2 separate regions of the Homo sapiens genome follow, and region 1 is linked to region 2. The links are chromatin contacts, found by Hi-C in ENCODE. All regions are on one chromosome and are shown on one strand. The core of a region is the stretch at or near the end of the contact, and the rest is flanking DNA. Distances in the headings are between cores, read along the strand shown. Region 1 has its middle 44 kb from the start of ANKRD62. Region 2 has its middle 23 kb from the start of LINC01255.

Region 1 (2,721 bases), core at 145-2,644, 540 kb after region 2:
ATGGGACTCAGGGGGGTTAAAGTGTAAGGGAAGAGAAAGAGATGCTTATAGCAATGAAATAAGCAAAGGAAAAATAGACATGAGTAATTTTCCCATGATGATTACTCAGCAAACCCACATAAACTCTTTTCATTTTTCTCAACCACGAATCCTTAGTCCTCCCTCTATGGGGTGCTCACATCAGATTCTACCCAGGTAAGCACAGAGCTTTCTGTGTCTGGAAGTGAAAGTGCCAAGCCTTGCCAGGGTCACCCAAAGGGGAGCAGGGGTTGATGGCTCCAGGACTTCAGAGGCCACCCTTCCAAACTGCCTCATTTTAAACAGAAAACTGAGGCTGAAAGAAGGAAGCAAATTGCCAACATCTTCTAGAGCTACCAATCCCAGAGAAAGATGAAAGAAACCTGGCAAAGTAAATTAGAGTTCCCAAATCACCACAAGTGTAAAAGTCAACAGGCAGGCACCAAAACTAATAATATCTTCACACAGAACTTGAAATGCAACTCTCTCTTTGATTACCAGGAAACCCCAGCTCAGGGTTCTAAATCTATCATGTACCCTTTGACATTTTTTTTCCTCCATTAACACTCACTTTATCCAAATATGCCCCCTCAGAGATGGAGTCCAAAGCTGGTTTCTGGAAGGAGACAGAGAGAGACCCCTCTGGTCCCGTGTCATAAGCCTGTGGGGCAGGTCAAGACTGCCTCTTGCCATGGCCCTTCTCTCTCTTTGGTAAACAGCAGCCTGCTCCACTTGGGAGCACACCCAATATGGCATGACTGGGATCCCACATGACTGAGGGTCCAGGATGGACATATAAGAGATTTTAAAGAAAAGTTTATCCTCCTCACCTTTTCCCTCTGCCTAGTAACAATACAATCTACACACTAGCTCCTCTAGAAAAGTCTGCACAGTGAGAACTGACTATGTGCTCCCAGCATTTAGAGACTTGCTGTAAAGCCAACCCAGGAATATCAGGGCATTTCACTGCAGATGGTCAGTTGACCAACCCCCTTTGGAAGCTATTCAACAGGTGTGACCATGGCACAATGACCTGGAAACAGGCATCTCTCACCCTTCCTCTGTTAAAAAACCTGAAATCCTGAAAAGGCAGAGCAGATACAATATTTTTACCTTTTCATTTCCATCCTAAACTTTCACCACTCCAAAAAATCTAAAATGATCTTTCATAGAATAACTCCACTTAAATGCCCTCAGAACTTTAGCTGCTATATGCGTTGGTTTGGAATGCAGTTTGAAGTATTTGAGGTTGTTCTAATTCTGCAAAATGAAAAGGGAAGCTAGGCAAATACTGAAACTTGCAACCACAATATCTCATTACTTTGCTGAATAAATTGTATAAATTTAAAATAGAAAAGTCACAGCACTCCCTGCCTAGGCCAAGTAACTATTGGTAGTGCTCACAAGCCTGCAGGGCTTGGAGGATCTCCTGATCCCAGGCAGTACCTTCAAGTCCCAAATGTTGTGGAAGTGCAAAGGATCTCCCAGGCACGCTATTAGCCTTTGCCTTTGGAGCTCCACAGCCACTATCTTATTGGAGTAGCTGTAGTTGCAGATCTCAGTTCCCTTTTTCAAGTGGCAAACCTTTAGCTTCCTCTGAGCTTTGAGGTTCAAAATGGCCACTAAGGTGCTTGACAACAATTTTCTATAATGCACGCATCTTCGGTATCAGTGCAATTCAGGGATCTGTTCCAGCTTATCCACAGAAGAAGGGAGAAAAATTTATAACTGGACTTACTACCCACAGCTAGGGATGTGTCCTTGTTGGAGTTGGCCCAGCTGGCACCGGCCTCTGATCTGGCTCCCCCGGTTCACAGCTGGGTGCACAGGGGTTGCGATGTGCTCAGGGTGTGCGCCAGTCCCACTTTCTGCCTCGGTGGCTGCCACTACCTCTCTGGGATCAGCCACAACCTTGTCCCGTCCCTCCTTGTTTTTCTAGTTTCTTGAAGTAGAAAGTTAATTATCGTTTTGAGGCCTTTCCTCTTTTCTGAGGTTAACATTTAGTGCTGTTAATTTCCCTATCAGCAGGGCTTTATTCAATTCCATGAATTTCTAAAATTTATTTTGAGGCTTTTTCTTTGATCCAAATATTATTTAGAAGTCTGTTGTTTCATTTCCAAGTGGTTGGATATTTTGCTGTTGTCTTTCTACTATGAATTAATTCATAGTTTGATTCATTTCATTATGGCCAGAAAACACACTCGGAATGATTTCAGTTCTTTTATACCTGCTGAGGTTGGTTTATGGCCCAGGATATGGTTTATCTTCCTGAATAGTCCATGAGCACTTGAGAAAAAGTGTATATTTTGCTGTTGGGCACTGTTCCGTAAATGTTGCTTCTACCCTATTGGTTGATGGTGCTCTCCTGTTCTATGTCTGCTAGTAATTTAACGCCTAGTGATTCTACCAACTGCTGAGAGTGAGGTGGTCAGACTTACAACTAGAATTTAAAATGTGCCTATTTCTCCTTTCAGCTCAGTCAGTTTTATTTTGTGTACTTTGAGGTTCTTTTGTTTGGTGGGGACATATTTAGGATAACTGCATTTTTGTTGGATTGATACTTTTATCGTTATATAGTGATCTTTTTGCCCACGAGTTTTCTTTGCTCTAGAGTCGACTTTATGTGATATCAATGGGGCCACTCTTACTTTGATTTGAATAATGTTTGTATGGTATATCTTTTTCTATTCTTTATCAACTCAT
Region 2 (2,754 bases), core at 101-2,600:
CAAAATAATTATGCTGAGTGAAAGAAGCCATATCCCTCCCAAAAAAGTACGTCTCATAAGATTTCATTTATATTAGTATCTAGAAAATTCCTGCTGCTATATAGTGACAAGAAGCACATCAACGGTTGCTGTGGGGGGGAGACAGGGAGATAAGTGAGATGGGTTACCAAGGGGGATGAGGAAACTACTGAGAGTGGTGGAAATGTTCCTTATCTTGATTGTGGTGACTGCTTCTTGAGTGTACACATTTGTCAAAAGAGTTCACTTCAAATCCGTGTATTTTGTATGTCAATACACCTCAAGTTATTTTAAGTCACCTTATCAATGAGGGCTTCTCTGAATAACCCCCTCACTTAAAATTACAATATTGCCCACCTACCCCACCTATCTCTTCCTTAATTTTTCTCCATGGATTTTATCACTTTCCAATATAACGTATGTTATTTACTTGTTTTGTTTATATCTGCCTCCTGCCCATGCCACTGAACTGTGAGCTTCCTGAGGGTAGAGGTTGTTTTCTGTTTTCTTGCGTGATGTGTCCCTAGCAACTAGAATAGAACCTCAGTGAAGGAGTGAATGATGAAGGCTTCTTTGCCTCTCTAGCCTCCCACGAGCTCTCTCAGATCCTTTTATTTATTTATTTATTTATTTATTTATTTATTTTGAGACGGAGTCTTGCTCTGTGGCCCAGGCTGGAGTGCAGTGGCGAGATCTCGGCTCACTGCAAGCTCCGCCTCCCGGGTTCACGCCATTCTCCTGCCTCAGCCTCCCGAGTAGCTGGGACTACAGGCACCCGCCACCACGCCCAGCTAATTTTTTGTATTTTTAGTAGAGACGGGGTTTCACCGTGTTAGCCAGGATGGTCTCGATCTCCTGACCTTGTGATCTGCCTGCCTTGGCCTCCCAAAGTACTGGGATTACAGGTGTGAGCCACCACGCCCGGCCCAGATCCTTGTGTTTTTTGTAACACAGATTGAGTTCTCATGCCTAAACACATAAGGTAATAGAAAGCAGGAAATATACGTGTATTCTGTTGATGATTCTCTATTAATTATGGGAGTCATTCAGCCTTTCTGGGTTTCAATTTCCTCATTTATAGAAAGAGAAATAGATGATCTCTATGGTCTAAATGTTTGTTATTTATAATGTACCCTTCTCAAAATTAACCTGCAGATTCATCAAAAGTATGAGACTTAGTAACTTTTAGCATATACATATACACAGTAGATTTATATGAACTGACTTGGAAAAATATACATGTCAAAACTTAAGTAAAAAGAGATGCTGTCAAATGATATGCATAGTATGATCCAACATACTAAAATACTATAAAACTAGATCTTCGCATATATGTCCAGTGGGACACGGAGGCCTAGGGAACAGGTGGGGTGATGGCTGTTCAACTGCCAGCTGTGGTTACTTTCAGGATCAGAGGGAAAGAAAAGAGAGTTTCACTTTTTACTTCGCATGCTTCAAAACAAGAGAAGTGAAACCATTATGAAAGAGGTATTTTTTGTATTTATGTCTTTTTCTAAATTTTATACATTTCTAATTGTATACATAAAAGTGTTTTTAAAAAGCATTTTTAATTAAAACTCTTACTCCTGACCTCAAATATCCACTTCTACCAGGAAAACCTCTGTAACTTAGACTGCAGAATGCGAAGCTGTTGTTATTTTTCTGGGCCTGCAAATCACACTGAAACTAACGGCGTTCCAAATCTGTGTCAAGCTCACTGCTGAGTTGCATTTAGCATGTTCCTTAAAGTGTCCTTACTCTATAGTAGAGATAAGTTTCCTCATCCTGCAGAAAAGATATAATTTCTGTGCTAAAGTGGACAAGACAGAGAGAAAAAGAGAGTCACTGGAGAAGAGAAGAATGGGAAAGGTCCTGATCTGTGATCTCGATAGCAAAGATTTCCCATTTTTTATGCCTCAGTGGTAACTATCAATGTCTGTCCTAGATCTACCAGGGACCGAATAGCAATTGTGTTGCCATAACAAAATAGCAGAGTGGACCAGATAACAGAATGGCCAACAGCTTGAGGCAGCCCCAGCGAGGCCCAGCTAGACTAAGGGAGCTGTGACATTATGAATGCATCTTGGGGCAAGTCCATAGCAAAATGGTTTTCCCTTATCTTATCGGTTTTCCCTTGCCAGGAAAGGAACCAGGCTTGCAAAACTTAGCATATCACATAACCTTACAGGGACTGGCACAGAAACACATTCTCCCAGCACACTGTTAAAAGCAGGACACTCCCCATCTTTATTACATTCTACACAGCAGTGTGGCTGATTTTATTTCACAAGGGAAGAACAGGTTGTTGAAACAACCAAGTCCAAGTATTTTTCTCAGTTGCATTCGGTTTCATTAGGTAATTTTTAGCATGGTGCATCCTCCCTTTCTAGCTGGCTTTTTTTTTTTTTCTAAAGGAAATGAGAAGATTACACTCCTAAAATTCCAGACAGGTCCACCATGAAAATTTAGCACAACAATACCAACTTTCCTCACGATGGGATTGTTCTAGAAGGAGGTTCATGACTATCACACAAGCTTCTAAATTCTGAGGTTGCCTCCCTCCTGTCCTGCTGACTGGCACTTGCTTTCCCATTTCTAGGGTTGCAGCTGCCACCATGTGGAAATGGAGTGTGCAGGTATGAGAGGCACTGATCCAAAAGGTTTAATATTCCAAATCTGTGTCAAGCTCACTGCTGAGCTGCATTTAGCACGTTCCCTAAAGTGTCCTTACTCCAT

Evidence for each region. A loop is a pair of places that touch in the nucleus more often than their neighbours do. Pooled maps may share reads with other maps.
Region 1: a loop to region 2 is called in a map with no recorded cell type, with 12 times the contacts of the local background. The contact joins two enhancer-like sites. A Hi-C loop is called at or near these places in 2 of 37 single-sample maps with no recorded cell type and 2 of 50 pooled maps.

What each region holds. Positions count from the first base shown.
Region 1 is chr18:12,048,902-12,051,622 of GRCh38, forward strand. No RefSeq gene overlaps it. Among named protein-coding and RNA genes, the nearest start is that of ANKRD62, 44 kb to the right of the region's middle. RefSeq lists an enhancer at 1,660-1,849. Within about 2 kb of position 1,395, at least 5 of the 41 ENCODE cell types and tissues checked have a DNase peak (open chromatin) inside an H3K27ac peak, as active enhancers do.
Region 2 is chr18:11,510,206-11,512,959 of GRCh38, forward strand. No RefSeq gene overlaps it. Among named protein-coding and RNA genes, the nearest start is that of LINC01255, 23 kb to the left of the region's middle. Within about 2 kb of position 1,351, at least 3 of the 41 ENCODE cell types and tissues checked have a DNase peak (open chromatin) inside an H3K27ac peak, as active enhancers do.